2 separate regions of the Homo sapiens genome follow, and region 1 is linked to region 2. The links are chromatin loops, found by intact Hi-C in ENCODE. Cell type or tissue: HepG2. All regions are shown on one strand. Links, peaks and the distances in the headings refer to the core of each region. The heading gives the core; the rest is flanking DNA.

The links. Hi-C counts contacts between places; a loop is a spot of excess contacts. Peaks named below come from ENCODE experiments on the same cell type or tissue, not always from the same donor. Only the 100,000 strongest peaks of a DNase experiment are listed, where the experiment ranks them.
Region 1: it touches region 2 in a loop (34-fold over the local background); 1 of 110 quality-filtered maps calls a loop at or near these places.

What each region holds. Positions count from the first base shown.
Region 1 is chrX:46,281,863-46,284,792 of GRCh38, forward strand. No RefSeq gene overlaps it. Among named protein-coding and RNA genes, the nearest start is that of LINC01186, 44 kb to the right of the region's middle. In HepG2, for the core only: no CTCF peak of the experiment used is centred there; no DNase peak of the experiment used is centred there.
Region 2 is chrX:46,197,361-46,200,290 of GRCh38, forward strand. No RefSeq gene overlaps it. Among named protein-coding and RNA genes, the nearest start is that of LINC01186, 130 kb to the right of the region's middle. In HepG2, for the core only: no CTCF peak of the experiment used is centred there; a DNase peak (open chromatin) is centred at 1,661.

The DNA.
Region 1 (2,930 bases), core at 176-2,675, 84 kb after region 2:
AAAAGAAAAAGCAAATCTATAGAGACAGAAAGTAGATTAGTGGTTGCCTGGGACTGGAAGTAAGAATGGGAAATGACTAGAAATGGGCACAAGATTTCCTTTCAGGGCAATGAAAATATTCTAAAAGTGGGTGGTGGGAGTAATTGCACAACTCAGTACATTTACTAAAAATCATTGAATTGTGTACTTAAAGTGGATTAATTGTATGGCATATAAATTATATCTTAATAAGTTTAGTTAATAATTCTAATAGAAATCAAATTCTCCATTTAGGCACAGAACACACTTCAGTTACTTTAGAGTATTGGCTAGTGGTTGCTGCCCATAAGGCAAGGCCCTTAGAGGCATCTTTTTTATATAAAGGTAATAACTATAATAGCATTTCTTGAGTTCTTACTATAAGTCATACGCTATCTTAAGCACTTGAAATGCATTTGTTCTTTTAATGCTCATAATAAATTTATGAGTTAAGTAACTTGTTCAAAGTCACACAGGTGGCCAAACCAAGATTCAAGTGTATGTCTGCCTGACTCTAGTTTTTGCTCTATATTCTCACATTCTTGAGTTCTTACGTGAAACCAGAAAAAAGAAGAAAAAAATCACCACCTTTAAAGAGGTCTAGAAGACCTGATACCTGCTTAACAAAATGGCGTAATAGCAATTATGATCACAGACTTCAAGACAAAGAAAATGAATTAGTCTCTAATGCTGTGTAAAAAAGGATCACTGCAGACTTAGTGGCTTAAAACAACAATAAACATTTAATATCTTCCACAGTTTCCAGGCATCAAGAATCTGGGGACAGCTTGGCTCAATGGTTCCAGTTCTGGTTTCTCATGAGGTTGTACTCAAGATACCAGCCAGGGCTGCAGTCAAATAAAGGCTCAACTAGGGCTGGAGCATCTGCTTCCAAGGTGGCTCACTCACACGCCTAGGAGGTTGGTGCTGACTGTTGGTGGGAGGCCTTAGTTCCTCTCTCCATATGGTCCTCTCTACAGGGCTGTGTATGTGTCCCCATGACAAGGTTACTAGCTTCTTCCAGAGCAAACTGTCCAAGAGCCCAAGGTGGTAGCTAGGCTGTCTTTTATGATCTAACCTCAGAGGTCACACATCTGCAACGTCTTATTCAGTATAGGAAGGATCTACACAAGGACTTGAATGTCAAGAGGCAAGGATCATTACAGTCCTCCTTGGAGGTTGGCTGACACAGCAAATGTTTAGCTCACTCTGCTAGGGCTGGGAGAGCTGGAACTGTCAAGCATTTCATACCACATTTACCAGAGACATACACATGACAGTCCAAATAAAAAATACTCTAAAGTCATGGACAGCCACCTGTCTCTTTGGGCTGCAGCCCTGCTCTGCTCACTGCACATAGCAGTCCTAGTGGACTCAGATGGTAAATGGGGAGCCAAAAATGTGGCTTTTGGTGCCTCTACAGGCCCCTCATCCTGTCCATCTGATTTCCTATCCTGGACATATCTCTTTGCACATCCCACATCCCCTACTTCTTATCGAAATGGGCCTGGTCCTATATTTCATCTTCTTAAATCTTTCGTTTCATCTAGAGCTTGTAAAGCTCTAAGTCTGGAATACTAATTCAAGGTAGTGGGTTAGAAACTCATTTGGTGGCTGGGCGCGGTGGCTCACGCCTGTAATCCCAGCACTTTGGGAGGCCAAGGCGGGCAGATCACGAGGTCAGGAGATCGAGACCATCCTGGCTAACACGGTGAAACCCCGTCTCTACTAAAAATACAAAAAATTAGCTGGGCGTGGTGGCGGGCGCCTGTAGTCCCAGCTACTCGGGAGGCTGAGGCAGGAGAATGGCGTGAACCCGGGAGGCGGAGCTTGCAGTGAGCCGAGATCGCGCCACTGCACTCCAGCCTGGGCGACAGAGCCAGACTCCTGTCTCAAAAAAAAGGAACTCATTTGGTATAGTTGCACTCTAACTGCCTTCTAAAGCTTTAACCCCCCAAAATGGATGCATATGGGAGTTTTGTCATTTGCAGGCAGAGAGGAAGCATTTCTGTTTCTTTAAATCATATCAAGTTGACTCAAACCATAGATTCATGCATTTATTCATTCAATCAGTCAGCCAACCAGCATTTATTGAGTGCCTACTATGTACCAGGCACTTTCCTAGGTACTATATAAAACTCATCTTGCATACTATGAATGAATGGCAGCAAAACATGTTATAGGTTCCACAGCTGCAGAGTGTAGAAAGATCAAATGTAGCGCTCCTTCCTAAGGTTCCAAGGGAAGATACAGAGTCATCTTCAAGTAGAGCACTCTATGATATGCATACATTACTACTGGAAAGGTACATTTGTTAGCATCTCAGCCATACCTAGGAAAATCTTGTCAGCCAAAAAAAAAAAAAAAATCAAATTAGTTCCTCTGAGTGCAGCTTTTTAAAAGTACATTTAAAATACCACCCCCATGAAAACTTCAAAAGGTACATTTATGAACCCTATGAATATGAAAATATAATTCCCATCTAAGAGTTGATATTGTGCTTAAAATAAGGCAGCTAACAAATGTTGCCTCCTGAATAATTAGATATTACAAGTGCTAAGAGCTGTCAGGACAGGGTACCATAGTTATAGAAACCAGATAATTAAAATTGTCTTAGATTCCTCAGCAACTTGTCTTTTCCTCATTAACAAAGAGAAGTAGAGGAACAGATCATTTATACAATCAACAAAAGCTCCTTAATGCTCACTCTGTACAGTAACTAACTGTGCTGGAATTTGGAAAGCAGAGGTGGACAAAAAGACAGAGTCCAACGTCACTGAGCTTAAAATGCAGTAGGAAGGCATGAATCAAATAAATATTTCAGAAATGTATTCACAAGGGCAATGAGTGTAAGAAGGAAAAGATGGTCCAAAAATAATTTATGCTACCATGCACTTCAAAAACAACATTTT
Region 2 (2,930 bases), core at 286-2,785:
TAACATTATTTCCTAGGGTAATTCAGAAATACAATGCAATCCCAATATAAATAAGTTACTTTATGGGGTTGGACAAATTGATACTAAAGTTTATTAGGAGAATAAAACAAGAATGGCCAGATAAACACTAGGGGGAAAAAAACTAACTTATTAGTCGATAAACACACTCTAAGGGTCTATAATTAAAACAATGTGGTGCTGGCATATGAATAGACAAATAGATCAGTGAAATAAAATACACTTTCTGTCCATAAATAGACCCAATTATATGTTAAAATTTAGTACATGTTAAAGGTCTGGCCTTGCAAATCACTAGGGTAAAGATGGACGTTTTAATAAATGGTGCTTAGAAAATGGAGTAGCCATTTTGAAAAAGACAAACAGAAACATTCATCATACCATAAATACCATCCACAAAAATAAACTCCAATGGATCGAGACTCTACATATAAAAATGCAGCGTCATATAAGTACTATAAGGAAACATAAATGTTTATCCTTGGTATAGGAAAAAGCTTTCTAACTATGACTCAGAATGAAGAGTCAGTAAAAGAAAAGATCAATAAATCTGAGTACATGATACTAAAATGTTTTTGCATGTCAAAAAGTTCACAAAGTCGAAAGACAACTGACAAACTGAGAGAAACATTCACAATATATGCCACAAAGACTAATATCTTTAATATAAAAATTACTAAAAATTGAGGGAGAATTTCAAAATATACAGTGCATCATTAATATCTACATTATGTCAATTAAAAATGAAATTTGAAAATAAACTAATAAAAATAATTTTTGGCCGGGCATAGTGGCTCACACCTGTAATCCCAGCACTTTAGGAGGCCGAGGTGGGCAGATCACGAGGTCAGGAGATGAAGACCATCCTGGCTAACACAGTGAAACCCCGTCTGTACTAAAAATACAAAAATATTAGCCGGGCGTGGTGGCGGGCGCCTGTAGTCCCAGCTACTCGGGAGGCTGAGGCAGAAGAATAGCGTGAACCCAGGAGGTGGAGATTGTAGTGACCCGATATTACACCACTGCACTCCAGCCTGGGCGACAGAGCGAGACTCCGTCTCAAAAAAAAAAAAAAAAAATTAGCCAGGCATGGTGGTGCACGCCTATAGTCCCAGCTACTTGAGAGACTGAGGCAGGAGAATCACTTGAATCTGGGAAGTGAAGGTTGCAGTGAGCCTAGATCACACCACTGCACACCAGCCTGGGCAACAGAGTGAGACTCTGTCTCAATAATAATAATAATAATAATATTTTTTTAAATCATGGGAGAAAAAAATAGAAAAATAGTAAAAAAAAAAAAGAGTATACAATTAATAACAATAGCAACTACCACTGTGTATATATGTGTGTGTATGTGTGTGTGTGTGTGTGTGTGTGTGTGTGGGTATGTATACATGGCTCTCAAACACATAAAAATATTCAAATTCACTCATAATTAGAGCATTGCAAATTTAAAAGTATAGTACCACATTCATTCCTAAGGGAATGCAGGCACTCTCAGATTGCTGGAATACAAATTAGTATAGTCCTTCTAAAGAGAAATTTAGCAATACCTAACTAAAGTACTTATGCACTTACCATTTGACCCATCAATTTCAAGACTAGAAATCTAGTCTGAAGTCTGAATGTAGCAATACAAAAATATATACACACTAGGTTATTCATTGTATCATTGTTTGTAATTGCAAAATACTGGAAACATCGTAAATGCCCATACATGGGAGAGCAGTTGAATAAACTATGGTGTAGCCACACAGTGGAGTGCTATGTAGCTGTTTAAAACAAACAAAAAACAAGAAAAGAATGACTAAGATCTCTGAACTGATTTACAGTGGAAATATCAAAGTGCAAAAGAATATCTATAATATGCTCTATCTTTTATAATAGAGGATATAATAAAATATAAACGTATCTGCTCCTTTATCCAAAAGAAATCTAGGAAGGATAAACCAGAAACTAAAGACTTTTGTTTTCTGCAAGAGATGGTCAGCAAAAGGAGGGAAAGAAAATGCAAGTGGGAATGGCTTAGAAGAGATGAACAGAAAGCTATGCTTCTCTGATTACTCTTTTTTTTTAATAGCTTTGACTCTTAGAAACATGTTTTACATATATTCCCCCCAATAAATAACTGAAATAAACCAAGATGTGAGGGCAACCCAAAATGGAATACACATGATAATAAATGAACCAAACTGTGTTACAAAAGAATAACATAACCACACTGAAGGAGATAGAGAAGAAAAGTCCTAATCTAAGTATCCTCAGAATTAGTATTTTGACTGGATACCATAAGGCTAAAGACAAAAAGAGCTACATACAAGTATTGTACTCTAGTTAGTAAACCTGGTTATCACGGACATATGGGTTGGTAATTCTGAAATTATTTTATATAAAGTCTAGGGTTGAACAAAAAAGTAAGTATATTTTAGGTAATGGGGGTCACTTTTCTCAATGTCAGAGTTCCAAATAAGGAAAGTGTTAGAATGAACCTTGTGGTGTTGGATTGGAATTGGAGGTAGGTATCAGAAGGAACTCATGGTTTTTAACATACACATACAGATAGCTAGATACATAAATAAATCCATATATGTGCACACACATGGGTTAGTATACACACATATATTTTCTAGCTCTATCTACCGAGAGATCATAGAAGCAGTGATACCCCAGTATTTACCGCATTCACCGCATACTGTATTTATAGTATTTACCGCAATTACTGTCCAGGTCCTGTTTTCTGAAACATCATTCTTCAGTAAAAGGAGCAGAGTTCCTTGGAGAAGCAGTTGATTCCAGGGCAGGGGCAAGAAAACTACCAGGTGAGCGTGGAACATTTTGTGGTACCAAAAAATAAGAATATGCTTAGAAAAGGATAAGGGTTTGTCAAAAGAACACAGGAGCCAACCCAAAGA